Linked DNA regions of Homo sapiens: region 2 is linked to region 1. Evidence: chromatin loops called from intact Hi-C (ENCODE). Cell type or tissue: mammary epithelial cell. All regions are shown on one strand.

What was found. A loop is a pair of places that touch in the nucleus more often than their neighbours do. Peaks named below come from ENCODE experiments on the same cell type or tissue, not always from the same donor. Only the 100,000 strongest peaks of a DNase experiment are listed, where the experiment ranks them.
Region 2: a loop joins it to region 1, with 11 times the contacts of the local background. A loop is called at or near these places in 109 of 110 quality-filtered maps.

The regions. Positions count from the first base shown.
Region 1 is chr17:41,736,133-41,741,132 of GRCh38, reverse strand. No RefSeq gene overlaps it. Among named protein-coding and RNA genes, the nearest start is that of HAP1, 4.0 kb to the right of the region's middle. In mammary epithelial cell, a CTCF peak has its summit at 2,962 (motif pointing left); DNase peaks (open chromatin) are centred at 1,252 and 2,922; H3K27ac peaks cover 2,508 bases; H3K27me3 peaks cover 216 bases.
Region 2 is chr17:41,799,118-41,804,117 of GRCh38, reverse strand. It overlaps P3H4 (prolyl 3-hydroxylase family member 4 (inactive)), which reads left to right. Exons shown (of 8, transcript NM_006455.3): 7 at 687-831; 8 at 1,139-2,165. The coding sequence ends at 1,161. Among named protein-coding and RNA genes, the nearest start is that of P3H4, 10 kb to the left of the region's middle. RefSeq lists enhancers at 3,251-3,757, 3,758-4,264. In mammary epithelial cell, a CTCF peak has its summit at 2,357 (motif pointing right); DNase peaks (open chromatin) are centred at 2,457, 3,297 and 4,617; H3K4me3 peaks cover 370 bases; H3K27ac peaks cover 2,759 bases.

The DNA.
Region 1 (5,000 bases):
GATCTGGGAGGCAGGGACCCAGATCCAGCCAGGTTAGATCAGGGGAGGCTCCCAAGACTGGGTGGCGTCTGAGCTGAGGCTTGAAGAAGGAAGAGCGGACATAGCGTCTGCAAAAGGCACTTGGTATTTGTCCTTCCTTTATCTCCATCCTCTGGCAGGATTCCTCCAGAGGCCATGGGGCAGATGCCCACGGTGGGCATCTAATTTATAAGACCTAACAGTTGGCTCATAAGTAGTATTATGTGGAAGCAAACCCAGTGAGCACAGGCACCCCTGGGTACGGGAGAGGGAGGGTCGCCCAGCTTCTTCTCTGAACTGGGAGGCCGTGGACAGCACATGGGCTGTTGGTAAGACAAGCCTTTGTGATCTTCCCTCCCTGATACTTCCTGGCTGTGTGGCCTTGGATAAGTTGCTTGACCTCTCTGGGCTTCTGTTTTTCATCTATAACACAGCAGTATTTTTTTCCTTCCAGTGATGATAAAATGAAATATATCCAAAATCCATACGGCACCTAGTCAGGTCTCAGTGAATGTGTATTTATTCCTCTGTCTCTATCCCCAATCCCACAAATTGTCCCTGGAAGGGCTCAGAGCCTGGACATGGACGCAGGGATGAGAGGGAATTGCTGACTCTGGGGACAGAGGTCAGGGAGCGAAGGGCTCCTTGGTGTTATCCCTGAGCCTGGAGGTAGCTCAGGGAGGCCAAAGGGCCAGAACATCCTTCTAGGCTCGCCACCACCTGGTATTGCCTGTCCAGCAGGCTGGACGCAGCTGACGGTCCTGCCCTCCTCACAGAGGGTGCTGTGGTCCCCCCACTCCCAGCTGCTTCCCGTGGAGCTTCCCAGGTCAGGGCACTGCCGACCTGCTGGACCCAGCTCCATATCAGGCCAGCCCAGGCCTCCTGCTCTGGTCCCTGGGGAAAGGAGCGGGGCTGGGCTGAGGGCTCTAGGGAAGAAGTGGGCACCTGGCTGTGCCAAGGCTCACTCCCTGGGGATCTGTGGCTCACATCCTGGCCGGTCTCCATCCTCTCCCACAGGTGCCCCTGGAGGGTTCCTGGTGGCGCTCACCTGTGCCAGGGGATGTGGAGCCCTGGTTTGGGAGTCCAGAGTCCTAGGATCTCACCCTTACCGGAAGTCACTTCCCCAGGGCGATTACCACTCCCACCATCCATACCCAGAGAATCCACTGATGTGTTCATTCAACAAATATTTATTGGATGCCTCATTAGAGTCCTGAGAATACAAAAGTGAGCAAAACAGATACTGCTCTCATTGTTACTAAATAGATCATCTTGTCAATGACATCATCTTACCCTGTGAGCGGACAGAGTCGGGAGAGAATGCCAGGGGAGGGGAGGACACAGAGAGGCCTGATCTGGCACAGGATACCTAACACAGGTGAGCCCCACCAGGGAGGGCTTCTCAGAGGAGGAGTCAGACATCAGAACCAAGAGCAGGAGTGAGCCTGTGTGGGAGGCGGGGCCTTCCTCCAGGATAGGAGCCCCCAGGTGGGGAAGAACTTCAGAGTGGGGGTCAGTACTCTCCACCTGAGGTCCCAGCCACCTCAGCCCCTTGCCCTCGTCCCCGGCACTTGCTCTCTGTCCTTTCTCTCCTTGCCTCTCTCCCTTTCGGTCCTGGCCAGCAGCGGGGCCATGGAAGACAGCAGGCAGAGGGCTCAGACCCCCAGCTGCCCCCAGCACCTCGTTACCTCCTTGTTCCAGGCCAGAGGGGCTCAGTGGCCCAGGAGTTGGGCTGGGCTCTTTAAGAAGAGGAGAAAAGTTAAAGGGAGCCAGGTGTGGTGGCTCATGCCTATAATCCCAGCACTTTGGGAGGCCGAGGCTAGATGGATCACTTGAGGTCCGGAGTTCAAGACCAACCTGGGCAAAATGGTGAAACCCCGTCTCTACTAAAAATACAAAAATTAGATGGGTATGGTGGCATGTGCCTGTAGTCCCAGCTACTCGGGAGGCTAAGGCAGGAGAATTGCTTGAACCCAGGAGGCGGAGGCTGCAGTGAGCTGAGATCATGCCACTGATCTCCAGCCTGGGCGACAGAGTGAGACTCCCTCTCAAAAAAACAAAAAGAAAAGTTAAAGGGGAACCTCTGAGGGCCTAGGCCCTCAAGTCCCCCATTCTCTGCTGATGTAAGGAGGGACTGTACCTGGGTTCTGGGGTGGGGGTGAGGGCTATGGCGGCCACTGCCTGGTTCTGGAGGGGAAGGCCTGGATCAGAGATGGGGGAGGGCCCCCGAAAGGCCTGCAGGAGACAGCAGGACTGCGGCGGGGGTGAGGAGGTCTCCCCTGTTCCTAGTTCAGGGTGCCCCTCCACCCTGCTCCCCTGCAGAAAGTAACCCCGGTGCCTGTCCCCCCCAGGTCCCTGGCACCGACCCTTAGGGGCTCTTTCTATTACCTACCCTGTTCCAGGTGTTTTTTTTCCCAGGGTCAGGCCAGGGGAGGGGGCAGGAGGAGGGGCCTGAGCCACCTGTGTGCTGCCCAGGGCTGGGCACTGGAGTGAATGTGCCCCAGGTTCAGGGGGTGTGCACAATTAGGTGGTGGGTGGTCTGGCTTTGCAGCCTGGCAAGTCTTCTGCACCCTCCCATCCTCTTTCGGATCCAGGAGGGTCCATGGATGCACACTGGGAGGGAGGACAGGAGGCCAAGGGTCTTTGCTGTGTCTGATTTCTCCCCCTAGATGAGAAGCAGGAGAGGGAGGGGGTGGTTGACAGAGGAAAACCACTTGAGAGGCCTGGATCAGAGACTACCCCCAGTCTCCTGGACAGCCCTAGGCTGTCGAAAGGCAGATATCTGTCAGCCAGGCCAAAATGCTTACTTCCAGAATGACGGGCCCTGAGCCCTGGTTTCTCCATTTGTAAAATGGAGTCTCTGTCCCTACTCCACTTTCTGTGGGGCGACTGAGCCTGTAGGTGAGGAAGCCACGTGGGGAGGTATACGGGCTGACACTGCCCTCTGGTGGCCGTAGCCAGAGTTGCTGGCTGCCAGTGCGCTGACCTAGAGGGTGTGGTCAGCTGGGGGAGCTTTCAGGGTCTCCTAACTTCATCTCTGTCTTCTCCATCCCACTGCCTCTGCCTTCTTCCCCGTCAAACTCTCCAGGGGTTTCCCAGGGCTTCTTCCTCATGGGGCCAGAAACAATTTAATTCAGCAGGAGTGTAATAGGCTTCTTCTGTATGCCCTGTTCTGTGCTTGGTGGTTGGGGCTGCAGAGATGTCCAAGGCACAGAGAGACAGTCCAGGAAGCTGGGCTGTGGGAGGACCACTCGGCAGAGCCTATGGAGCTGTAGCCTCACGGAAGCCTGGGCTGTGCCGATGCCCGAACAGCCACCTCCTTATGTTCTTCAACCTCACTGTCGTAGCAAACCCTGGGGTTGTGTGTCTCCTTCAAGCTTTCTGCTGACAAAGAAACCATAGGAAACATGCAGACTTTGGGCTGGGCACAGTGGCTCACGCCTGTAATCCCAGCACTTTGGGAGACCAAGGGGGAGGCGGATCACGTGAGGTCGGGAGTTCGAGACCAGCCTAACCAACATGGAGAAACCCCGTCTCTACTAAAAAGACAAAAGTAGCCGGATGTGGTGACGCATGTTATTGGGGAGGCTGAGGCAGAGGCAGGAGAATTGCTTGAACACGGGAGGTGGAGGATGTGGTGAGCCGAGATCGTGCCATTGCACTCCAGCCTGGGGCAACAAGAGCGAAACTCCGTCTCAAAAAAAGAAAAAAAAAAGAAAGAAAGAAAGAAAGAAAATAAAACATGCAGACTTTGAACAAGGAGGAGAACGGTTATGTTATGAAAGTTCCTCCATTTCCAGAAGTATTCTGGGAGATAAGCTCTCTTTTCTGCACCTGTTTTCTCCTCCCTGAGGGAACATTTCCATCAGCATGTAAACATATTGTCCTCTCTCCCATCTTCAAAACACACTCCCCAGCACTCATGTCCTCCTTCAGCTCCTGTGCCCTTTTCCAGCTCTCCTTTGTTGCAGATTTCTTCAATACAGTTTTCTATACTGTCTCCCTTCCTTCCTTCCTTCCTTCCTTCCTTCCTTCCTTCCTTCCTTCCTCCCTCCCTCCCTCCCTCCCGCCTTCCTTCCTTCCTTCCGACAGGGTCTTGCTCTGTCACCCAGGCTGGAGTGCAGCCTCGACCTGTGCTCAGGTGATCCTCCCACCTCAGCCCCTGAAGTAGTACAGGTATGCACCACCATGCCCAGCTATGTTTTTTTTTTTGAGACGGAGTTTCGCTCTTGTTGCCCAGGTTGGAGTGCAATGGCGCAATCTCGGCTCACTGCAACCTCCGCCTCCCGGGTTCAAGCGATTCTCCTGAGTACCTGGGATTACAGGCACCCGTCACCATGCTCAACTAATTTTTTGTATTTTTAGTAGAGACGGGGTTTCACTATGTTGGCCAGGCTGGTATCAAAATCCTGACCTCAGGCGATCCACCCGCCTAGGCTTCCCAAAGTGCTGGGATTACAGGTGTGAGTCACTGCGCCCGGCCAATTCTTGTATTTTTTTGTAGCGAAAGGGTTTTGCCATGTTGCCCAGGTTGGCCTCAAATTCCTGGGCTCAAGCAATTCACCCTCCTAAGCCTCCCAAAGTGCTGGGATTATAGGTGTGAGCCACAGCGCCTAGCCTTCTTTCTGTTTTCATTTTGTTACCTCTCGTTATTTCCTCACTCCTCTTTGGTCTCTCTCACCCCCTCTACCAAGACCGCTCTTTTTTTTTTTTTTTTTTTTTTTGAGACAAGTCTTGCTCTGTTGCCCAGGCTGGAGTGCAGTGGTGCAATCTCGGCTCACTGAAACTTCTGCCTCCTGGGTTCAAGCAATTCCCCTGCCTCAGCCTTCCAAGTAGCTGGGCTTACAGGCTTGTTCCACCACACCGAGCTAATTTTTGTATTTTAGTAGAGATGGGGTTTCACTATGTTGGCTGGGTTGGTCTCAAACTCCTGACCTCAGGTGATCCACCTGCCTTGGCTTCCCAGAGTGCTAGGATTACAG
Region 2 (5,000 bases), 63 kb before region 1:
TAGCCAGGAGTGGCGGCATGCGCCTATATTCCCAGCTGCTGGGGAGGCTGAGGCAGGAGAATGGCGTGAACCCAGGAGGCAGAGCTTGCAGTGAGCCGAGATCATGCCACTGCACTCCAGCCTGGGCAACAGAGCAGACTCCGTCTCAAAAAAAAAAAAAAAAAAGGAAGTCATGGTCCCTTTCACGTGCCGCTCACAGTCTAGTGGGGGAAGCACAAACTGCTGCTGGAGAGGGCAGCACACGGCACCAGGGGAGGTCTCCAGCCCAGCCAGAGTCACCAGCAAGGGCTCAGCCTGGAACTGATGCCTGGCTTTGGAGGGATTAGTGCGGGCTACGCAGGCACAGGGGACAGCAGTAGTTCCTGGCAGGGAAACAGTATGAGCAAATATTATGCATGGACTAGCAATATTCTTGCCAGGGTCTTTATGCTTAAAAGGTGGGGCTGTGCAGGGGCGATGTTTATGCTGACACCAAATTCTGCTGGTGGTGCCCTATGCAGCCACTCAGGGAGGGGCAGTTTGGGAAAAATCCTCAGGACTGTCTCATTAGATCTTGAGACTGGGGAGGGGGAGGGGCTTTGGGGACCGAGAGATGGGATGGGAAGTCCCATTGGCCAGGAAGGGAGCCCATATGGGTTTGGGCGTACTGTGACCCGGTTTCTCCCACAACCGTGGCGCTACTCTAGATGGAGCTGGAGGAGACAGAACCGCCCCTGGAGCCTGAGGATGCCCTATCTGACGCCGAGTTTGAGGGGGAGGGTGACTACGAGGAGGGCATGTATGCTGACTGGTGGCAGGAGCCGGATGCCAAGGGTGACGAGGCCGAGGCTGGTCAGTGACACGAGTCCTTGGGGGGTGGGGATGCAGCCTGGGATGGAGGTTGGGGACAGATGCATTCACCCGCTGGGCTCCGGAGCCCAGGGTGTGTGTGGGTGCTGGGGCCCATCCTCCAGGGGCCTCCAGCCTGTTGGCAACCCCTGTCCCGCTTGGGGGTGGTGGTGCAGCATCTCCCCTGGAGCTGGGACCAGCTGAGACCTGTCCGGGGGAGCCTCACCCCACCTCCCATCAGGACAGCACCTGGACACCCATTGGGAGTGGGTGGGGGAGCAACCCCAGTGCTTTCTCCTTTCCTTTTCAGAGCCAGAGCCTGAACTCGCATGAGAAGGGGACACCCCACACCGCTCAAGCTTGGGAAGCCTGGTGCCGATGGCCCCACCCTCACCAGCCTGGGCAGCAGCAAGAACTATTTATTAAAAACTTAAGATGGGCCAGGTGCGGTGGCTCACACCTGTAATCCCAGCATTTTGGGAGGCCAAGGTGGGTGGATCACTTGAGGCCAGGAGTTCAAGACCAGCCTGGCCAACATGATGAGACCTCCGTCTCTACTAAAATACATAAATTAGCCGGGTGTGGTGGCAGGCGCCTGAAATCCCAGCTACTCAAGAGGCTGAGGCAGGAGAATCGCTTGAACCTGGGAGGCAAAGGTTGCAGTGAACTGAGATTGCGCCACCGCACTCCAGCCTGGGCGACAGAGCGAGACTCCATCTTTAAAAAAAAACAAGACGGGCCGGCACGGTGGCTCACGCCTGTAATCCCAGCACTGAGAGGCCGATCACTTGAGGTCAGGAGTTCAAGACCAGCCTGGCCAACATGGTGAAACCCCATCTCTACTAAAAAATACAAAAATTAGCCAGGCATGGTGGCACACACCTGTAATCGTAGCTGAGGCAGGAGAATCGCCTGAACCCAGGAGGCGGAGCTTGCAGTGAGCCGAGATCGTGCCACTGCACTCCAGCCTGGGCGACAGAGTGAGACTCCATCTCAAAAAAAAAAAAAAAAACTTAAGATGGACACAGCTGACTGGACCCCCATCCTGCCTCACCCATGGGTGCTGCACCCCAGACCCATCCTGCCACTTCTATGTCTCTGGACCACAGGATGGTGGTGGCATTGCAGGTTGGCAAGTGGGCTGATGGGGTCCGCCCTCCTCACTGCTGAGCTCCTCACCTGGACAGTCTCCTGGACAAGGAGTTTCCAGCTGCTGGCTGGAGTCTCAGGCCAAATTGCAGAGGGTCCTCCAGGGTCCTGAAGAGCACTGGACTAAGAGTCTAGTGGTTCCAGGGCCCTGACCAGTAGGTGCTCAATAAATGTTTGTTGTTGAATGAGTCATAGTACCCGTGGTCGTCTCCCTGGAGCTCAGTTGTAAGGGTACAGGTCCTTCCCTCCCTCTCTCCGCACCTGTGTCCCCTCATCTGTAAAATGTGGGGCGGAGGGGCACCATCTGGGCCCTGGCTGGTCCTCTGCACCTGGGGCTGAAGGATGTGTGAGAGAGGACGCAGTGTGCAGATCTGCCACCAGGGGGCGGGAGAACACAGTCCTCCCCAGGCGGGAAGACGATGGTTTCAGATTTCTAAGATGGGAAGTCCTGTATTTTCCTAGTTCAGGATCACTTCCCTCGGGGAATGTGGCAAGTGTGGGAGGGGGCCAAGGACATTTGCTCCTAGTGTTTACTTTGTGGGCATTTACTGACCCAGTTTCCTTAGAGTCAGAGGGAGCTGGCCCTGCCGCTGCCCTCTATTCCCACATTCCAGAGCCGGGTTGGGGCCCCAGCTTAGCAGGCAGAGGAGCCCCAGGGATGTGGTTTGATTACTTTGGGATTCTTGGGGTGCAGTGGGACAGCCAGATCCCTCTTGACCGATTTTACATGGGCTCCCAGGGGCAGTGGGTCCCGGTGTGCAGGGTGTGCAGGCAACGATGGTGCCTGGTGGCTACCTCCTAGCCTGGGACTCACCGCCAAACCCCACCCCTATTCCACAGCAGGGAGGTGGGGGCAAAGGGGGTCTGTCTGGGAGGAACCCAGGGCCAAGGCCAGCCAGGTGACAGTTCTGCCCCATATTTCCAGCCTCCCGGGGGCAGGGCGGCAGAGTTGTCTTCCCACTTGAAGGTAGAGTCAAGGCTGGGAAGCCAAGTTCTCACTGCCCCACCCCTACTTTCTCTCCAGATGTGCCAGGTGATCTGGCCTGGGCCCTGTCCACCTCTGTTCCTAGGAGGACTCCCTGTCCCACTCCAAGCCCCTCCCCTAGGCCTTTGATCGGGATGAGAGCTGAAAGGGCAGAGTCTGAGTCTGGAAAAAGGGCTGGGTCAAGGCTGGGGGCTCAGTGACCTCACTCCTTCCTCCCATAGGTGGGTCTTCCGGGGAAGCACATCTGCAGTGGTAGCGTTTCCTGACCGCCTCCAGGTGCAGGGTGGCCCCGCCCCACCCCACCTCTTTCAAGCTGCAGTGTTGTCAGGTCCACCAAGGCCCAGCCCCTGTTTCTGGGAGGGGCTGGCCCTTCAGAGGGTGGGGAGCGGGATGTGCTGTGGCGTGTCTGCGCAGACGTGAACCTGCCATGAGCACAAGCTTTGGAATCTGGACGGCTGGGTGTGGGTCTGAAAGTGCCCGTGTGCTTGTGTGTTGCGTGAATGTGCGGGTCTGGGTGTGAATGTGTGCCTGCCTGCGTGCATGCATGAATGTGGTTTTTTTTTTTCTTTTCTTTTTTTTTTTTTGAGACAGAGTCTTGCTCTGTCGCCCAGGCTGGAGTGCAGTAGCGTGATCTCAGCTCACTACAACCTCTGCCTCCTGGGTTCAAGCTGTTTTCTGCCTCAGCCTCCCAAGTAGCTGGGATTACAGGCACCTGCCACCACACCTGGCTAATTTTTTGGGGTTTTTTTTTGTTCTGTTTTGTTTTGTTTTTGTTTTGAGACAGTGTCTCACTCTGTTGCCCAGGCTGGAGTGCAGTGGCATATCCTCGCTCACTGCAACCTCCGCCTCCCAGATTCAAGCAATTCTCCTGCCTCAGCCTCCCAAATAGCTGGGATTACAGGCATGCGCCACTGTGCCCGGCTAATTTTTATATTTTTAGTAGAGATGGGGTTTCGCCATGTTGGCCAGGCTGGTCTTGAACTCCTGACCTCAGGCAATCCACTCGCCTTGGCCTCCCAAAGTACTGAGATTATAGGCGTGAGCCACCCCGCCTGGCTAGTTTTTGTATTTTTAGTAGAGACGGGGTTTCACTATGTTGGCCAGGCTGGTCTCAAACTCCTGACCTCAGGTGATCCACCCACCTCGGCCTTCCAAAGTACTGGGAATAAATGTGTTTTTAGAGGGATTCATTCACTCAATCAGCACATATTTATTGAGCACCTACCATGTGCCAGGCATGCTGAGGTGCTGGGCATAGAAAAATGAACAGATCAGGCCAAACGCCGGACCCACATGGGCTTACATTCCAGCAGGGAGGCAGGCAGAAAACAATAAATGTCAGAATGTATGAATTAGATAGGTATGGCATATATGGAGGTGGGAAAAGGATCTGAGAGCTGAGGGGTTGCAGTTGAGGTGTGTTGGTAGCTGTGCAAGTGCGCATCTGAGAGTGGCGTCTCCGAGTGTGTGGTGAAGCAGTGTATGTATTAGGGAGCAGGCCCACCCTCTCTAGGCACCATTCCTGTGCAGCCCTTTAGCCCAGGCCACTGGCTCAGCCTTGCGTTACTCAGCTCTCCTTTCCCAGGGAGCCGCCAGCCCCTCCCGCCTCCCCTGATGCCAGCATCTCCCCATTGCCCAGCCAGCTCTGCAAACCGGTGAAACCTACTCCCAGCCAGTCCCAGTGTGGGCCCTCTGGGGCCCTCCAGCTCATTCTCCTGACTCCACCCATCCAGACAGCTTCACCTCCTCCACACCTCTGTCTCAGGTAGCCACCTCCCCACCCGCCCCCACACCCCACCCAGCACCTCACCAGTCCTAGAATCTTGGAATAATGGGTAGGAGGTTAGGGATGACCGAAAGGGCTCTGGGGAGGCTGGCCTCATGCAGCAGGACCAGACTCAGATGCCGCGGGAAGACCCCATCCTAAAGAAATCAGAGCTACTATGATGTCCTAAGTGCCTGCTGTGTGCCAGGCACTTGGGAGCTTATTTTTTGCGACAGGATCTTGCTCTGTCACCCAGGCTGGAGTGCAGTGACA